Regions from separate parts of the Mus musculus genome. Here all the other regions are linked to region 4. A link is a loop called in an ENCODE intact Hi-C map of the cell type or tissue named here. Cell type or tissue: heart. All regions are shown on one strand. Region 1 holds the start of Btg3 (BTG anti-proliferation factor 3). Region 2 overlaps Usp25 (ubiquitin specific peptidase 25). Region 3 holds the start of Hspa13 (heat shock protein 70 family, member 13). Region 4 holds the start of Usp25 (ubiquitin specific peptidase 25).

Region 1 (5,000 bases), 1.4 Mb before region 4:
ACCACAGTGTTATATATAACCATAGATTAATAATGATTAATTATTATCACAGGGATCCTAACTGGGCATGCGAGCCATCTTAATTCACTGAGCCATCACAGTGTGGTGGCAGCACACGCTTTTAATCCCAGCATTGAGAAGCAGAGGCAGGCAGATCTCAATGAGTTTCGAAGCCAGACTGATCTACAGAGTGAATTCCAGCACAGCCAGGGCTACACAGAGAAACCCTATCTCAAAAAAAGCAAACAAAGAAAAAAATTACATAGAACATTAGTCATGAGATTTTGAAATTTCCTGGCAGTTAAAAATGTTTGTAACTACCTATTTTGTGAAACTGTAGAGTTAAGAGCTGTTAGCAGTAAAACAACGTCAATGTGATTATTTGTTTTAAACGAAAGCACATCTCCGGGAATAGTCCCACGGATGTATATGACAGCACCCCCTTTAAATTGAGAAATAGCTTTAGTTTCACAATAGTAGAAGTGCTTCTCACAAAATAGAGGCATAGCACACTAGTTTTATAATGGTTTGAGGGTTTTATACTTCTGGTAAAAAATTATTATTTTTGAGGCTCACAAGGCTATAATCACCAACATAGTCTAAATAAAGCTTTAACAATTAGTTCTTGGAATGAATTTATGAAATTCCTAGGCAAATGGATGGACCTGGAGGGCATCATCCTGAGTGAGGTAACCCAATCACAAAAGAACTCACATGATATGTACTCACTGATAAGTGGATATTAGCCCAGAAACTTAGAATACCCAAGATACAAGATACAATTTGCAAAACACATGAAACTCAAGAAGAACGAAGACGAAAGTGTGGACACTTTGCTCTTTCTTAGAATTGGGACCAAAACACCCATGGAAGGAGTTACAGAGACAAAGTTTGGAGCTGAGACGAAAGGATGGACCATCTAGAGACTGCCATACCCGGGGATCCATCCCATAATCAGCCTCCAAACGCAGACACCATTGCATACACTAGGAAGATGTTGCTGAAAGGACCCTGATATAGCTGTCTCTTGCGAGGCTATGCCCCGGCCTAGCAAACACAGAAGTGGAGGCTCACAGTCAGCTATTGGATGGATCACAGGGCTCCCAATGGAGGAGCTAGAGAAAGTACCCAAGGAGCTAAAGGGATCTGCAACCCTATAGGTGGAACAATATGAACTAACCAGGAGCCCCCCACCCCCCACCCCTCAGCTGGTCTCTAGCTGCATATGTAGCAGAAGATGACCTAGTCGGCCATCACTGGAAAGAGAAAGAGTCTTGCAAACTTTATATGCCTCTGTACAGGGGAACACCAGGGCCAAGAAGTGGGAGTGGGGGGAGGGAGGGTTTGGGGGACTTATGGGGTAGCATTGGAAATGTAAATGAAGAAAATAAGTAATGAAAAAAAAAACAATGGTAATCTGCATTTTTAAATTCTCTTTTAATGAGTGTCTTGTGTTTTTCCGGCCTGTCTGACTTATCAGCTGCTTTCACAACACTAACACCTAGCTGCCAGTTCAGCCTAAGGGACGGAAAGATGGGCCTTTCTTCGGAAAGTTTATCTTCCCTCTTCTTATGTGTTTAGTCAAGGCTTAAAAGCTACCCCTCCCCCCCAAGTCCTTGAGTTAGAAGTATCTGAGAAATACAAAGCCTGGCCACTCCACTCATCCATTGGGCCATCAGTGCTGGCAGAGACACCCCGTACTCAACAGGAGGCTGCCACGGTCACATGGAGGCACGAGCTCTGCCAGCCAAGTGTCCAGGTAAGAGTTTTACCCAAGCCATCTCACGTACAGGGAGGCAGCTAGTGACCTCACGACCGGAGGGACTTGGCAAGCCCTCAGTGCCAAGCTCCCCTCCGCAGCCGCTTCGTGCAGAGGTGGGTAGGAGGGGGAGAGCCCATCAAAGCAGAATCCGGATTGAACTTGCCCTCAGGCAGCAGAGAGGCGGGCGGATCCAAGGGAGAGAGCCCCGCGTGGGGAGGAGTGGCCGAAGAGCCAAGAGGAAGCGTCCTGCCCACCCCACTGAGGGAGGCAAGGCCCTCGGGGCTCGCGCAGGAGGCACTGCGACCTCGTGCCAGCACGGCCGTCGGAGCCCAGGCTCTGCGCGCGGCCGGAGGCAGGAGCCGGCCACGCGCACCGGTGGAGGGGGGCGGGCCCGAGGGAAGCCCCGCCCCCAGGGCGCGCGGATTGGTTCTTCGCGGCGCCGGGCCTCTCCTAGTCATCGCCCCTCCCTTCTTCCGGGCCTCGAGCCCCCCGTGGGCCGCGTCGGGACTGCGTTCGCCCTGTCGGCCGCGCGCTCCGCCGCCCGCCAGTCTGGTCGGCGCGCGCTCAGCGGCGGCGGCGGCGGCCCGACGACGCAGCAGCGGCGCTCGCGCTCGGCTCCCCGGCCACGGGACGCGGTCGCACCCGGCGAGGGTGCAGCCCCCGGAGCGGCGGCGGCGGCGGTGAGGAGAGCCCGCCGGGGGTCGGAGTCGGGGACGCGGTGGCAGTGAGGAGGGCAGGCCTGGCATAAGGGGACGCGGCGGGGACCCCCGGGCATCGCGGCGGAGGGAGGTTGGGACGCGCCCGCCGCCACGTCGAAAGCGGAGCGGCCGAGGGATGCGCGGCGCGGAGGGGAGCGGCGGCGGGTCCTCGGTGGGGTTGGGACGCCTCCTCCGGCGCGTGCCACGTCGCCTGCCGCCCCCGGGGAGGCGACAGCGGGCGGGCAGGGGCAAGCCGGTTTGTTTGCACAGGTTAGACGCGGCGCGCAGGCCGTCCACTCGGAGCGCGTGGGGGGCTCTCTCCACCCGCGCCGGGCTGGGAGGGGAGCCCGATCCGGCTGCATCTGGATCCCGCTGGCCAAAGCCGCCCGGGGCGGTCAGGGCCTCTCGGCGCGACCACGCTTGCCGTCCCCTCCACCTCGGCAGCGTCCACCTGGAGAAGTTGTGGTTTCTAGAAACTGCGAGTGGCTTTTTCGTTACTGGGGAGGGGTTGGGGGGGGTGGGGGGTGGGGAGACTGCAAAGTTAGAAACTCCTAGAAGGCCGAGCTCGTGGAACAAAGTAGAACTTGAGGAGCAGCCGCCGCGGTGACGACGTCCTGGGGTGACGTCACCAAGCGGTGTTTAAAATGGGAGCTTTGGGGGACAGTGTGGGTGGCACTAGGCGCCTAAGGTCTAATCCCCCACCCCCGGTCCCCGGTGGTATTCACACCCCCCACACACCCTCCCCCGAGGTTTAGACCTTTCTCTGTGCCTTTGGTACTTCTGGAACACTGATAAGAGGGGGTTAATTCTTAAGCTATTCCATTCCTTCAAACAGAAAAATAAATAAGTCCGTATGACTCATCTTCTGTTACAAACCAAAAAGCAACCGCTAAGTGGTTCTTTCCTTCCTTAATTTTATTTTATTTATTTATTTTTTTTAATATGAAGTTGAGGAAACAAAAAGCAAATCCCCCAAACTGTTAGGTAGCACGTACTGGCCCAGTTGGTGAATGAGAGGGGTCTAGGAATCATTACATTTCTCTAGTGTGAGTCTTCTATCTTGTTTGGAGTGGAGCGTATGCGGCTCCATCTGCGACATCCTCGCCCAAGTTGTGTATTCAGTTTCAGTGGGTTTTGCTGGTCCATCACAAGGTGCTATACATGAAGTATAAAGGAAGCTTCGGAGAGCGGAAGAGGCCTCACACTGCAGGAGGAGGGAGGTGGCACAGCAGTTGTAGTAGACTGAAGTTCTATGTGCCCACCACTGGTGTGTGAGGATTCTATCTACCGGCTGACCATAGCAGTAGAGGGTGTATTAGGCATTCTAAGCATCCAAGAGGAACGTTTGGGTGTTTTCCGTCTAGGATCCGAGTGAGTAGGGCTGCCAGGACAAATCTCAGATACTATATAGAATTTCCTTCACTCTGAGGACCCTCGTTTGCATTTGCACGCAGAGTAAAAATCACATTAGACAAGAAACTTAAGAGAGCAGTTTTAGTAAATCTTTAAAAACCGGTGTTTCTTTTTTCTCTTTCATCTTTTTTTTTTTTTTTTTAATTTATAAGACCAGACTGCCAGACTGTTGTTAAGCTAGTTCACTGTATAGTCAATACATTAGGGCCCGACATTGGCGCCCAGAAAGATGACGTTACTTAGTAAATGTTGGATCAGAATATCTCCAAGTTCCATTCAGCCAAGTGAATGAGCTCATCTCAAAGCATACATATATACACACACACACATATTCAAAAGAACGCCTGATCAGCCTTTCTGGATTAATCAATGATCAATCAGATTTTCTATTTTTAAGAGTCCTTTGATGCAGCTCCAGAATGTAACTGATTATTTCATTTAATTTTTCTGTGAGTGATCCTGAATTGATGCTCTGCTTAATGCACTTTAATGCTCACTATTTCTTGTTTTAGCTCTTTAGGAAAATATACCTATACCTGAAAGAATATGTATAAAAAGCTTCAATGCTGAAAAACTTTCAATGTGTAACAATTTTATTCAAGAGTAATAGTTTTATCTCAGCAGAAAAAGAACCTTGGACTCCCTAGACTCTTGTCTCCTGCTCCTCTGCTCCTCCTGCCTGTAGGCCACCCAGTCTATTTTCTGCCTGTATAGACTCCCCTGCTCTGGACAGTTGTATATATGGCGGAAATTTTAGTGTGGTATTGTTTGTTACCTCTGCTTGCTGTGTTATAGCACGTGTTAGTGCTTCGTTTATTGTAATTACCAGTTCTGTTGTACGTGTAAGCCATACTTTATGTGTCCAGTCAGCATTTGGGGGATATTTGGAGTATTTCTACTTTGTCATGAATAATGTTGACAAGGACCTACCTTCCTTCCTTCCTTCCTTCCTTCCTTCCTTCCTTCCTTCCCTCCTTCCCTCCTTCCCTCCTTCCCTCCTTCCCTCCCTCCCTCTTTCTTTCTTTCTTGAACATATATTTTAGAATTCCTGGGCTCATAGCTGATAGAATTACTGGAAATGTCATTGCTGTTTAACCTTTTTTTTGGGGGGGGGGACGACTCCAAAA
Region 2 (5,000 bases), 46 kb before region 4:
CTGTCCTCGGGGTCACAGAAAGGACTTAATATGAAGTAAAATATTTTTAAATTTATGCCCAACTAACCCCTTCTCCCTCAAGAAATCCCGAATGCAGGAAAAACACAAGGCTGCAAGATTAGTACTTTCGGGAGTTGAGTTTTAAATCTTACATCAAGCCTGACAGTAGAAACTGACAGCCACCTGAAACTTGTTACCGCGGCTTCTAAACAGCCTTTTAATAATACAGATAATACTGGGACTCCCAAAAGTCTCTCTCGGTTGCACATTTGTACCGTACCAAGAGAAGAAAACGACTGTCGCTTACTCACTTCACCATCCGTAAACATCAGTGACTTACGTTTCCTCTTCAGCTTTCATTTGGAAGGCATCTTCCAACCAGTCCAATAACTTGTGTGTAAACTCACTCACATCTTGCTGTGGAAAGAAAAAAAGGTTGATTGGTACTTGATCCTACTAGCAAAGATCCTAGAGGCTGTAAATGAACACTTCCAGGTAGTCACGCCTCAGGAAAGTCATGTGGCTGTCTCATAAAATGCAATGCATTTCCATAATTTAACCAGGACACAGTATTATAACCACAAGGTTCTGTTTTAGGAAATACACACACTCAAATGTAACAAATGAGTTTATAAAAATAATTAGTTATATACTCTGACATGAATCAATGAAATGAACACTTTCTTTCACCTACTAAGTGTTGCTCTTAAGGTCTAGGAAGTGTTGCTCTTAAGGTCTAGGAAGTGTTGCTCTTAACACTCTAGTGTTATATAGTCAAACAAGACTAATGTCAGGACAAAAATCTAGTTGTATCTCCTTGAGAAAAATGGCAGCAAAAGAACATTTTACTCACTTAGAACCTCAAAAAGTGACTTTAACTGATTATGGGGCTTTGCAAAATTCACCTCATGGTGACTTAAGCTCAGATTTAAGTGACCCCCAATCCAAGGATGGCCATCTATGTGGGGCACAGAACAAGAGAAACAAGGACACACTTGAGTATAGACAGAGATCAAAACTAGCCTTTTTGGGCCAAGAATACCAGAACAGGACCAGAGGCAGGGAGGACACTGTGTCTGAGAGCACGGCTCTGGTAAGCATTTTAACTCCAAGCCCATGACCTCTGGGTCTGCAAATCATTTCCCATTGTTCCTGAGCCTAGAGATTTAAATTGATTTGTAAATGTTCACCTTTTTAAACAATTTTAATCTTGAAGATTGTAGCTAAAAAGAACCACCATTTTCTATTTATTGTGAGTCTTGCAAAGAATTATTCCCTGTACTTTTATGTAATCAATCTAAAATTTACAATTACAGTAACAGTTACAAAGGTTTAGCAAAGTTCCTTCTGATAAACAAGTGAGGTCTTCGCTGTCATAAAGCATTGTCAGCTGCAGAGAAGGGACAATGGGTACAATTCACAGAAACCCACTCATCAAAGACACGCCCTTAAGACTGGGTCACCATTCCAGACATGTCATATTCTGGGAGAATGTAAAACAAGTCCAAGGTAATTAAAAACTAATCATAATATTAATAATATAAGTACATATTTTATCCACTCACTAATGTGAATGTCAGAAAATCACACCTATACCAAAGTAACTGGTAAGCATCTACTTTTAAAGACCTCTAGGGAAAAAAAAAAAGCAACAACCATACAACTATTCTATACACCCAAAGGAAAGGCATTCACACACACTATAGCATTTACAAGCACAGAGCAGCAAAGCCCAAGCCATCTTCTTGAGGACTTTGCCTATCCAGAAAGAGCTCCACCTCTGTTCCACCTTTAAGTGGTAACCGACAAAAAGATGGGAGGCTTCTGTAGAAAGCAGAAAAAAAGTAAATTTCGAAAGCATATAGAAGAAAACCTGGCAAAGAACGGTAGTGAGCTTGGGCAAAATTAATTTGTACACAGAGCAGCAACTAGAAAGGACTGCCATCCATTCCCAAAGAGAAGGCTAGAGAAATAAGTTAGAAATGGGTAAATGAAGACAAGACATCTGGAAGCAGAAGTACTGTTCTAAAACTGGCAGTTTGGGAATCGGGGAATACTATTCTAATTATTTTAGCTTGTGTTAGTATTGCTGTAGTAAGAAGAAATAAGTTTGTTCCTACCAAAGGGTTTGGAAAATACTTAGAGCACTTGGCTGTTTGGAGAAAATTTTTAAGAGGAAACAGCACAATTGAAAATGTTCTGTGTCCGCATATATTTTATATACAAGGTAAAAATTTAAAAACAAAAAAGAAAACGGTAATAAACACATTATTTTTCATGAATCCTGCTCTAAACTTCCATTTCATGAACCCAAGTAACAAAGCTCACTACTCTCCCCCCCCCTCCCCCCCAGGCAGGGCAAAGCCTCACTACCCCCAGGCAGGGCGGAGCCTCACTACCCCCAGGCAGGGCGGGGCCTCACTACCCTCAGGCAGGGCGGAGCCTCACTACCCCCAGGCAGGGCGGGACCTCACTACCCCCAGGCACAGAGGAGCCTCACTACTTCCAGGCAGAACGCGGTACTCATTGGAGCACTTGAGTGCTATCATCTTTTTCAATATTTATTCTTTTCTACAACGATGTGTGCTCCTACTTGTGTTCTTGGTCTCTGAGACTCTTCAATTAGCAATGCTAGTTTATACTGATTGTATTTTAGAAGAAAAAAATCTCAAACATTGTTTATACCAAATGTTAATAAAAAGGGACTATGATATTACCATTAAAAACAAGAAAAATAAAGCAGTATTTTCAAAGAAAAATCTTTTATAGGTAATTAAAGAAAACTACTCTCTATTAGCTAAATCAGGGTCAAGAAAATCATATATAATTGTAGATTATTACATCTAGATTATTACAAGTTTGTTTAACTTGCTACTTATGGAACTGGAGAGATGACTCAGAAGTTGAGTACTCTCTACTCTTGCAGAGGACCCAGATTCGATTCCCAACACTTACACAGTGGCTCTGAACCATCTGTAAGGATCCAGGAGACCCAGTGCACCTCTAGCCTCCAGACACACAGAACACATGCAACACAAACTCCCGTCACATAAAATTTTAACTAATTTTTAATTATATGAATATTCTTAATTTTGTTCATTAGTTTTCCTCATCAACTCCCATCATTCTACAAATTACCCATGCACTTATTTATTTATTTATTTATTTATTTATTTATTTTTTCGAGACAAGGTTTCTCTGTGTAGTCCTGGCTGTTCTGGAACTTCACTCTGAACCAGGCTGGCCTCGAACTCAGAAATCTGCCTGCCTCTGCCTCCCAGGTGCTAGGATTAAAGGCGTGCACCACCACTGCCCGGCTCCCATACACTTATCTTATTACCTCCAATTTGTTCACTCTTTGCTTAATTTAGATTTTTCCCCCAATAATAAAACAATGATTCAATGGCTTCAAGTTAAAGTTTAGTAATGCCATCCTAACTCAGCCGACACCCTTGGAAAAGAGGACGAAGATTTATAAGGTTACGTGAAAACAGGAAGAGCCAGGAAGCTACCTGCTGTGAGTCATTGGATTTGAAGGCATCCTTCAGAATCTCAACTGCTCTGGACGGATCAACATACTTCCTCTTGGTACCAACAAGAAGTGCAAACAGATACCTCAGTTCCCGCATAAAAGGCAAATTCCGATGTTCCTGCAGAAGGAAGAAAAAAGAAGAAATGAAAAGCAACCCAATAAAAACAGCAAACTCTCCACTCATCAACCAATACTTCAACAGGAGGCGGGAAGTTAAAGGGCACCTATTAGGCCCTCTGTCTCATTAAAAAAAAACTATCAGCGACAAACCTCAAAGAGCTATGACAGAGGACCTCAAGCTAGCCTCACAATTTCTGCATAAATGTCACATATTCATAGCGAATTATGTCACTACGCAGCCAAGAATATCCACCTCATTTAGGTCTGCTCTTTAGACTCTTCCATTCATCAGGGTGCAGCTGCTTCTGACAAGGGGACAAGAAGAGTGTGTCAGTGTTCAGAGAGAGCTCAGCACACCAGGCACCATCTGAGCCCTGAGCTCTGGGCTCCAGGAATCCCACTGAAACAAAGGACCCTGCTCATGCTGGAGCGCTCCAGACTCGCCAGGCAGCAGAGCCTCCAAACACATTGCATGGAACTAGTGCTCTAAAAAGGACGACCAACCTCCACTAGTCATACAATGACCCTGATCACTGAACTAGTGTTAAGGCTCTGTCTAGTCCTTATGTAATGTCCTAATAAATACGAATACCTATTTATATATACTATTTTAGATTTATTAATAAAATTATTTTATAGATTTATTTTGGAAATTATAAGATTTAGAGTAAATGTATTTTAATTACTGCATTTTTTTTCAATTTAAATGTTTAGCACGTATAATGTTAGCAAAAGCATTAGCCAGATCAAACCCGAACTTGAAATCTTAATTTTATTCTCATTATGATTACACACTTCTCGATGATTTCAATATATCTTTTCTTTCCTTTTCTTTTTTTTTTTTTTTTCCACACAAAGCAGGTTCCCAACTCTAACTGGTTGGTTACATCAAACCTTCTGGGACAAAAAGCTTTTAGTCAGTATTTATTTTAAAGCAAAACAAAAAAAAGGAAACCATTCTTGAAATGATTTTATTAATGCTTCAGGGCAGAAATTCAGCTCTCATAATAATAGTTTTTATAACAGTAAGTTTAGGATAAATCTTAAAATACTATTAAATATGGGAAGGTTTTTAGTTTGCATAATTGGTATTTCTTTAACAATATCAACATAGATAATTTTATATAACTGACAGTCAGAGTAATAAAACCTACATAGAAACCATTGTTCTCTCAATGCACTACGAGGGGAGTCCTGAGAAACAAGTAGAAATTCAAAGATTTACTTAATCTCCAAACTATACACACCACTGAAGCATTCTCACATAGTGCTAATCACTAATGCTGAAATACCATTTCTGACCTATAAAGAACTGCAAATAACACGTACTTAAATATAGTATGTTCGT
Region 3 (5,000 bases), 1.2 Mb after region 4:
TTAAAAAAACAAAAACAAAAACAAAAACAAAACAAAAAAAAAAACAGCTCTAAAATACTGGAAGTTCTCTTCAAGGTAAAACTATATAGGTTTCTCCAGTCTTGCTCCTTCCCAGTGATCATATTATTTCTATGTCTCACAGCATGTTGAATTAAATTTCTGATTGCCTTCTCTCTATCCTTTATTGATGCCAATGGTTACCACTGTGCTAAGCACACAGTAACTGTTCGATAACATTTATTAAAATTATCATTACCCATCAAAATCATCAGTTGGATGTTTGAATTATGCTTTCTTCATTCTTCCTAAGAACTTTGGCGAATAGTAGTCATATATCCACATGCTTTTCATTTTTCACATGACAAAGTATTTAAAAACACTAAAGTGTATTATAATGGGTCTCTGTTAGCCATAATTCAGATATAAAATCATTATATATGTATGTGTGATAATATCTATCTGTAGATAGGTAGGTAGACAGATAGACATAGACCAACCTATCATAGATAAAGTACATAGATAGCTAGAAACTTAAAAGATACAAGATTTTACGCAAGTGGAAAGCCAGTAGAGGTTCTTTCCCACAACTAGTAGACCTGTCGCCAATTAGGACTATTGATTTGCACCTAGCCAGAGAAGCACATTTAAGTTTCTAGGACCTTAAGTGTTCATGAACTTTCCCAACAGTAAAGTCACGTCCAGGAGTCCTTAAGTCGTATCAAATATTAAACAGTGAGGGGAAAACATCATGTTTTATATACTAAAAACCACCTGTATCCTCCCCCTCAATAATTGTGGTTAATCTTTTCGTCTTGCTGGGATTCAGAATCATCATGGAAGTAAACTTCCGGGTATGTATATGAGGGCGTTTCTGACCTGATTAATTGAGGCGAAAAGACTTCGCCTAACTATGAGCACTGCTATTCCGACATCCAGCAGGTTCAAGGCTGAATTAGAGAGAGAGAGAGAGAGAGAGAGAGAGAGAGAGAGAGATGCCTTCGTTTCCTGTCTCTGCTTCCTGACTGGGTGCAATGGGGACAGCTGGTTAAAAGGTCTTGCCTCCGTGACTTCCTTGCTATGAGGAACTGTACCATTGAACTTTGAGCCAAAATAAATCTTGTCTTCTTCAAATTGCTTTGCTAACGTGTCTTATGGCGCCAGGGGAAAAGTGATCGGATAGTCAACACGTGAAAGGACGGACCTGTCCAGGAAGACAATTCTGGCCATTTATGACATAATTAAAACGAAAAGTAGAATGTATCTTTCCATATTAGTTGGTAATAGCATATGTGAATGTTAATATTAGATTTGAAAATATCTTGGATAAACCATGCGGTCCTGGACAAACTTCATTCCTGACGAGCCCGTGAAATAATTTACTGCCAACAGCATCGGGCTGGCATTGCATTTAATGACTGCAAGGATATTTGCAAAGCAACGAACAGGTACACCAGAGGTGGGGTCTCCGGTAGGACTGCCCCACTGTGGAATGCTAAGGGGACTTCGGAGGGCTTAGGAGAAGTCTATCTAGAATCTTGATTTCGACCAAAGACGCATAAACCTTAAAAAAGAGGCTGAACAACAAAACGAAACAAAAAACAAAAACAAACAAACAAAAAAACCGGAAGTTTGAATTCCCCGCCTGCCTGGCAACGCAACCCACCTCGGAATCTTAATTGGTTTTATCCTCTTTATGCCTTCCAAGCTCTGGACAGTCCAGAACTGCAGTTCCCACAATACAACGCGGTGAGGCGGGGCTACAGGGACTTTTTTTTTTTTTTTTTTTTTTTTTTTTTAACCGCGAGTAAGCTCGCAGCGTTTTGGGTTTGATGAATGACAAACTCTGGCCTTTCCCAGACGCTGCTCCCACAACAAAGCCTGGTTTGTTGGGCCTTCGTGCGTGGGGAGGCCGAGTCTTCCCTCACTGGCCTGAGTAAAATCCGCCCCGCGGCCTCATGGTAGATGGAGTCATTGCTGTGGTGGAAATCGTAGTTCCTCCGGCTAATTCGGAGCCGACGGACTACATTTCCCAGGAGGCTGCGCGACAGCCGGCGACTAGGGGGCGGTGCCTCCCATCGGTACAGTCATCCTTCTGCCTGTTCGGCGGGACTGATGGCCGGAGAGATGACGATCTTAGGTCAGTATCTCAGGGGTCCCTGCAACTATGGAAGTCGACGGGGAAGTTCGACGAGGTCTGGGTGGGCAAGGGTTGGTTGTCTCACTCTCTGAATCACAGGTCACGCAGCCGAAGGGAGCCTGAAAAGGGGGCTAAGGCTGTTTGGAGCTGGTGGGGGCGGGGCGTCTGGAGTCGGGGGTCTGACTTGCCGGAGGCCTCTTGGGGTCGTGCCACCAGCCACAGGTCTGAGAGACGAGGGCCTAGGAATGCTAACGACCTCGGTCTTGAATGGGTAGCCGAAATCGGTTCTCTGTGCGAGAACCCACTGTGAATAAGAAGGGGATCTCGAGATTGAAGACTCTTGGCTTCACTCGGGATGCGGAATTGGGAGGGATTCAAGTCCCTGTGCATTCTTAGATGGATTCTCTTTTGAACATACCGATTGGGAATCAACATTCCCTTGCCAAACGCTGAGATGCTTTTGAGATTTGTCTGTAGGTGGGAAGAGACAAGTGGATAGGTTCTTGGTCTGCTATGATGTGCCAGGCGTTGATTTGAAGGAGCTAGCAATTACCAACAGCACTACCGAGTGACATTATGGGTTTGAGTGGGGACAGGTGTATTACGCAGACTAGTGAAACCAAATCAGATATTAATTCTAAACTCAAAGTGATGTTCTTATTCGCTTTTGTGTACAATATGCCTGATGTTTCTATATGATCTTTTCCCTTAAATATTTGCTGAGCCTCTGCTCTTCATGGGCCGTACTATTCAATGGTGACTAGAACTTGCCTTCGGGAAGTTTACATATTGTTGCTATCAGGGTTAGCACTTGCATACTTCTTCCCTAATATCTATTTTGAAAAGTATATCCTTAATGAATGCTTATATATGCAAAATCTCTTCTGGACTCTATGAGGTAACAGTAGTGCCTAAGCAGTTTTCAGATCAACATATCCAACTTACGTATTTTATCCTTTTGAATGGGTAAAGACGATAACCAAACAGGTTAGACTTACATACCAAAGCTGTCTCTGTGGGAATTTCATAATGGCATTTCATTTTAGTAATAACAGGTAAAAACTGTTTATGAAGCTATCAATCTAAATAGCAATAATCCAAGAAAACTGGATTGTATTTAGCTTTAGTTTCACATTTGTGATATTTTCATTCAACAACAGCATAATGGTTATTTAAATATCTTTACATTTTATTCCTTTATTATCATGTAACGGATTATACAAAAATACATTTGTGAGGGCTTTTGGTTTTTGAGGGTTTTTTTTTTCTCCTTTGTTTTTAATTGTACCCCGATGGAATGTTAAAAACTTGATGTCCAAAAGAAGTAGCTAATAATCCTATAAAGTGAAATATTTTATGTTTTGTTTTAAAAGTGCTACTAAGAAGATGTTGCTATAGGTACAGTATATGGTGGTAGCTTCATAAAAACTTATCTTTTTACCTTTTGCAGGTTCAGCTGTTTTGACTCTCCTCTTGGCGGGCTACTTGGCACAACAGTATTTACCATTGCCTACGCCAAAAGTGATTGGCATTGACCTGGGTACCACCTACTGTTCGGTTGGTGTATTTTTTCCCGGGACAGGAAAAGTGAAGGTGATTCCAGATGAAAACGGGCATATCAGCATCCCCAGCATGGTGTCCTTCACGGACGGTGATGTGTATGTGGGCTATGAGAGCCTAGAGCTGGCTGATTCAAATCCTCAAAACACAATCTATGATGCCAAACGGTTCATCGGGAAGATCTTCACCCCGGAGGAGCTGGAGGCTGAAGTTGGCAGATACCCATTTAAGGTAGGAAACTAATCTACACTCTGCGTCCATTTGATTTAACGGTGCTGTTTGAATTATGTGTCAGGGAATTGTATTCTCTCAGTGAGAAATCCCACAGCAGCTGCAGGGTGGATCAGTTCAGTGACTTCCTGGTGCTACCAGGTCAGGATATGGGGCCTTGCTGTGCACTCATCCCGCCATCATCACAGTTCCAGTTAGTTCTCTCAAGACATTTTAGGAAGGATGCTGAAGCCCCGTGGACTGTGAATAGGTATTCTCTATGTGTGTACATTTTGTATGCGTACAACATTTGTACACTTGCTGTCGTGCTTTCTGGCTTATTTGAAGTGTGTCAGTATGTTACACACATGTAGTGCATGTACCTCACTAGCTTTAATGGCTGTGGAACTGCTATTTTATTACAGAGTTACTCTATCTCAGCACTACCTCTTATACTTTGCTAGTGTCACACTAATTTTTGAAGTTCAGTATATATATATACATATACATATATATGCGTATATGTGTGTGTATATATATGTGTGCATGTATGTGTATATATATGTATGTGTAGATATATGTATACACACACACACACACACACACACACACACATATATATATATATATCTTTGTGTCTGTTAGAAATTGCCTGCCTTATGGAATTTTGAGTTGGATATATATGTGTGGGTTTTTTTTTAATAGTTATTTTATTTATTTACATTCCAGACCTTACCCCCTTCCTGGTCCCCCCTCCCAACAGTTCCTCAACCCATTCCCTCTTCCCCTTGCTCACCCCACACCAGGCCTCCCCCTTCCCTGGGGCCTCAAGTCTCTGGAGGATTAGGTGCATCTTCTCCCACTGAGGCGAGACCAGGCAGTCTTCTGCTATGTATGTGCCAGGGCCCTCAGTCCAGCCCAGTATGGTCTTGGTTGGTAGCTCAGTCTCTGGGAGCTCCCAGGGATCCGGGTCAGTTGAGACTGCTGGTCTTCCTATGGAGTCGCCCTCCCCTTCAGCTTCTTCAACCCTTCCTCTGATTCCTCCATAGGGGTCTCCTACTTCAGTTGAATGGTTGGGTGTTCGTTGGGTGTA
Region 4 (5,000 bases):
TCAGGAATTAAGCAGAGACTACAGGAAGGGAAGACACTGCCCCTTCGAATTACATTGTTGCACCTTACTTAGATTTAAAAAAAAAGAAAAGAAAAGAAAAGAAAAAAGAAAAAAGAAAGAAAAGAAACACAAAGTTTTGTGTACTGTTGCTTTAAAAAGATACTAATCTTACAGCTCTTTACAATAAAAAGGAAGAAAAATCTTGAAAACAGAAAATCATTTCAACAACTATAATGGCCATTTACTTAAAATTTGTCAACAGATCTGCACACTTTTTAGAGAGGAGAAAAAAAAAAGAAAAGAAAAGAAAACTGCAAAAATTCTATCTACACAGCAGCCTGCTCCTGATAGCCCTTCCTTTCCCTGACAGTCTTTGAAGCTTCTAAGTGAAATTAGTTTCACTTTTGTTTCTTAAGTATAGAGTTCACTTCCTACTTCTTAAGGCAAAGTCCTAGCCCTAGTTTCTAGCGTCATTTTAAAACTTCAACTTTGAGTTACATTGTTTCAAAAGAATTTAAAACCATACTGTTTGGCCCTGTTCTAATACTGGTCACAAAATAACAGTGTATTAACAAGGCAAAGGAACACATTTAAAAAACTACAAATGTAGTTCAGTTGGTAGAGTTCTTGGCTAGCATGATGAGGCCCTAGGTTCAGTCCCCAACACCATTAAAAGTAAATATTCTGGGTGTACAAAAATATATGATGTTGCTCTAAAAGCATTCACCAATTATCAGTGAAATGATTTAACATACTCAACACATGCTAAAAACAGCATCACAATGTTAATATTTTGAATTAGAGAATATTCTCTTAGGGGAGAGGAGGCTTATTAAGCATGAATATTGGACTAGAAAACAAAGTTAACTTTCAGTAATTTGATTCTTGATTCTACAGACTTATGTATACAGTTCTGAGCCATCAAGGTAGTTATCTGACTATGCAAAGAAGTGGTTTAGTCAAAACGAAAGACAAAACCCATAAAGTCCTTGCAATCTTGAAGTTTAAGAGAAGCAAAAAAGACAGCAACTTTTCCCACTTTGAGATAAAGACGTTTTAAAATGCAAAATGAGTATAAAGAAAATGCTACTGAGCCTATTGCTTAACATGCCAAAGATCCCATGACCTTCCAACCAAAACTACAGCACACATTCAACATCAACATCTAAAGATTATAGTGTTCTAGGAACAACATACAGAATTGGGAGGCCAACTGTTTTCTTCGTTATTGTTATTCAGTCTTGAATTCTTCTGCCACATTACAAACTACATCACAGTTCACCATAATCGTCTCAATGTGCAAGAAGCATAGACTAAAATAGGCTCCAAAACCAACTTTAACCAAAGTGTCTAAAATAACAATGCACTATCCCTACTTTCCAACATTCTCTGACATCTTTGGTTATCTCAAGGAACATAAAATGCTAAAACTATTTTAATGACAAAAAGAAAAAAACGGGGGGGGGGGGCTGTTTGAAGGTATTGGTCTATTTTTTAGTACAACAGGCCTCACTTTAAAGACAAGCACAGGTAGGCTTTACAGCAAGTACCTAGTGTCAAAACTACAGCAGGGTGTGGCATCCATTACTCACACCGATGAGCCAAAGGAGGCTCTGGCTGTTCACTGTATACCTAATTGCTCCTACAATTAGAATTCAACTAAGCCAACATTTCCCCGGTGCTCAAAATGCTTTTCACACCAATAAGGGGGGAGGGGGGAGGGCAGAACAAGTAATGACCGTCTGCTCTTCAGGACATGGAGCAAGCTATGCTGGAGCTTTTAAAGATTCTTAAAGTAAAACCTAGAACTAGCAAGATACTGTTCGAGAAACAATATGTGATGACCCCCCTAACTCTGCGTGAAACTGATGCTAGAGTAAAGAACGAACAAGAGAGCAAGGTCAAACTTAGGGGACAAAAGATTTGAGTAACAGCCATAAAGGTCTCCTTACGCGCGAGATACTTTCTAGATCCAAGAGAGAATAAAATAAAGAAAAGAAAGAATAACCAACCAAACACTCTACTTGTACAGATTCCACCCTGGGTCGATGCGATGTACCTGCCCTGGAAGACAGGTAATTCGTTTTGGGGAGGTCCGGTTTTTTTTTCCCCAGAACAGCAGGCCTGGCACAATAAGACCTCCGAAAGAGAAACTGTCCAAAAGGGGTGACAAGTGACATTCTTGCAGAAGAAAAGGGACTGGAAAAGGAAGCGAAGGAGAAGAAAGTTTAATTACAAAGCCTGGCAGAGTGAGTACTGGAGGAATGCGGGGGTCACTCTGGGGACGCGGCGCCGTCGGTTCTGGGAGAGCAATCCGCAGAAGGGAGTGGACGCGAAGCCTCTCACTACTGCACACCCCGCTCCGCACGCAGCCCCGCGGGACCGAGCGCGACGCTCCCGGAGTGGCCCGGCCGGCCGGGAGGCCACGCGGCCCGTCGAGGAGCGGCGACCAGCCCGCGCCTCACCTTCTGCGCCGCGCTCTGCTGCAGCACATTCTGCTCCACGGTCATGGCCCCCGCGGCGGCCCCGCCTGTCGCGCTCTACCGGGCCCGGGGCAGCGACGCGGACGGCCCGGGAGGACGGCGCCCCCGCCAGCCGGGCGCGAAGGCGATGGCGGCGGGCGAACGCGGGCCCCGCGGGCAAGCGGCGAGACGCTACCGGAGAGCGCCACCGCGGCCGCCTCAGGTCCTCTGCGCCCCGATCCTCAGCGCCGCTGAGCCGCGGCGGCCCGGCCCATGGGCGCAGGCGACGGAGAGCACGATCAAGCCGGGCCGCGTCACGCGTTCGCACTCAGCTTCGCCTGACCGCTCCGGGGGGACCACTGCGGGCCGGCGGCAAGCGGACGGAGGGAGCGGCCACCCGGAATGGCGCTGTCCTCCGGCCGCCGCGACTCCGCCTCCAGCCCCTCCCTCGCCGCGGTCACCGCCCCCGCCCCGCCCTCCTGCCCCGCCCCCGCTCTGCCCCGCCCCACCCGTCCTAACCCTACATTGTGACCCGCGGGAGCGGAAGGAGGGGCTGTGTTGCTGCCCCGCCCCCTGGTGGGCCCCGCCCTCCGTCTAAGCTCCTCTCAGCGCGCGGGCTGGACGGCCAGAACCGCCCATCCTGCAGGTTACTGTGCACCATTTAAGGCTCTTGCTAAACTCTGACATTGCGACCCCCCGACCCCCAGTCGAGGCTAGAGCCATAGGACGGTATACCAGATCACCTTCCTGTCTAACGGTCTCCAAAACAATCAACGTCCTTCCATACCTGTAATGTCCCAAAACCTGGGCGGGCCCAGAACTCCAGCTATTTCCTATGTCACCCAAGCCTTTCTAGGAATTTCACAAGCCATGAACCTGCTGGAAGAAAAAAGTCAAATAAGCAGAACGCTGTTAGAAGTCCTTCTGGACTGTACTTTTCTCAACTATTCGTTACATACATCAGGACTGACATTCTGTGTTTATTTCATGCACTGGAATGTGTGACAGTCACTGCTAGACTGGGGATTTAAGGTTTATTTACTGAAGAGAATCTAAATGAATAGACATAAGGCAAACAACATTATGAAAGAATCACTGCCTAGATGATGCATAATTCTAATATCCCTGTTGCCAAATTAAACAAACGATTAACTACCGTATGTGGAATAGTCTACTGTAAACGGAATTGGAGGAAAAGCCTAACAGTAAGTAAGAAACCTGGAAGTAAAATATCTTCAATTGCACCAGCTAAACTAGGGACAGAGTAAGACCGAGACCCAGGGGAGGGTAGATTAATGAGCACAGGGTTACAAATACAATAATACAGTGCACATACAAGTTAGACTGTAATTTAATCCACGGCAAGAAAAGCAGGCTTGGTAAAGAATCCAAGAAATACCAGGTCTTATATCATCATAATAACTCGGAAAAAGTCTTGTAATAACTCTTTGTACTTTATAACCACATCTAATCTTCCTTTGGGATGTCTTCAACCCTCTTTTGTGATTCCTTCCTTGTATTTGTCATGTTCGTTTGACAAATTTTAAATTTTGACTTCATTCATGGTCCTAAATCCTTGACTACAAAGGTTGTGAAATGATTGGAGGTGAGGAATTTTATGGATACTGCAAGAATTCCAGAGCACATGCTGTTTATGAGAACACAGACCCGGAGAGCACGTGTCTGAGAATGGACCTCAGAGCTACGTTTCCACAGTTAGAGACCTCAGCGCTGTAACTTCTCATTCACAGAGTAGCTTTGTGATTCTCCACAGGGGAGAGAGTTTTACAAGGTCATTTTCTTCCATTCAAAAGTACAAAAATTACCTGAGATTTGAGATACTGCTCACTAGTAGTAAGCATGGAAGCACATAGCTACACATTTGATCTTCAGGACCACTGCTTTTAAAAAGTTAAAAATTAATGTGAAAAAACTATTACAATGGTTTTTTTTTAAATCTATTGCCAGATATTCAACTTTAACTTCAGGAATTTGGTAGTACAATAATTCCCCAGAGTTTCATTATTTAGTCTTAGTTTTAAAATCTTTAGTACCTACCTAGTAGATAAAAGTTTAATAGCCCACCTAGAGATTTAATTTCCAGCTCATTTCTGAAGATTTCTTACTCATTCAATGATTTTTGGCACACTGTCAATTGTCCAAGTATATGATTTTGAGATAACTTATTTGTAGGTTAACTTATATGTGTTTCTTTTTTAAAAAGATTGTAATTGGAATAATTGGAGAGCAGAAATTTGTGAATTAACATAAATTAGTACAAAAGCCCGTTTTTGAGAATTTGCGTATCTGTCAGCTTTGCTGCTCATGTATTTAGACCTTTGTCGTGTATTTAGAGGCTTTGAAAGACCTGGTAGCTGGAACTGTAGAGTCACAGAATATTGCATATGAACTCGTACCCTACTACATTACATGATTGATATTCGGTGAAAAATTATATGAAATACAAATCAAGTGTTTACTCATGATATAATCTGAGGATTTCTCAGGGCATACTGACTTAAGGTCCACGGTGACAGG

Evidence for each region. A loop is a pair of places that touch in the nucleus more often than their neighbours do. Peaks named below come from ENCODE experiments on the same cell type or tissue, not always from the same donor. Only the 100,000 strongest peaks of a DNase experiment are listed, where the experiment ranks them.
Region 1: it touches region 4 in a loop (2.8-fold over the local background); 3 of 42 quality-filtered maps call a loop at or near these places.
Region 2: a loop joins it to region 4, with 2.0 times the contacts of the local background. A loop is called at or near these places in 6 of 42 quality-filtered maps.
Region 3: it touches region 4 in a loop (6-fold over the local background); 6 of 42 quality-filtered maps call a loop at or near these places.

The regions. Positions count from the first base shown.
Region 1 is chr16:78,374,043-78,379,042 of GRCm38, reverse strand. It overlaps Btg3 (BTG anti-proliferation factor 3), which reads left to right and starts at 2,233. Exons shown (of 5, transcript NM_009770.3): 1 at 2,233-2,442. In heart, no CTCF peak of the experiment used is centred here; DNase peaks (open chromatin) are centred at 2,152, 2,932 and 3,082; H3K4me3 peaks cover 2,525 bases; H3K27ac peaks cover 2,329 bases.
Region 2 is chr16:77,057,813-77,062,812 of GRCm38, reverse strand. It overlaps Usp25 (ubiquitin specific peptidase 25), which reads right to left. Exons shown (of 24, transcript NM_013918.2): 7 at 3,513-3,650; 8 at 341-417. Among named protein-coding and RNA genes, the nearest start is that of Usp25, 46 kb to the right of the region's middle. In heart, no CTCF peak of the experiment used is centred here; a DNase peak (open chromatin) is centred at 2,432.
Region 3 is chr16:75,763,872-75,768,871 of GRCm38, reverse strand. It overlaps Hspa13 (heat shock protein 70 family, member 13), which reads left to right and starts at 2,054. Exons shown (of 5, transcript NM_030201.3): 1 at 2,054-2,137; 2 at 3,588-3,928. The coding sequence starts at 2,113. In heart, CTCF peaks have their summits at 1,839 and 2,038; a DNase peak (open chromatin) is centred at 1,961; H3K4me3 peaks cover 2,266 bases; H3K27ac peaks cover 1,923 bases.
Region 4 is chr16:77,011,606-77,016,605 of GRCm38, reverse strand. Usp25 (ubiquitin specific peptidase 25) reads right to left here and starts at 2,537. Exons shown (of 24, transcript NM_013918.2): 1 at 2,466-2,537. The coding sequence starts at 2,510. In heart, CTCF peaks have their summits at 2,790 and 3,019 (motif pointing left); a DNase peak (open chromatin) is centred at 3,025; H3K4me3 peaks cover 2,983 bases; H3K27ac peaks cover 1,840 bases.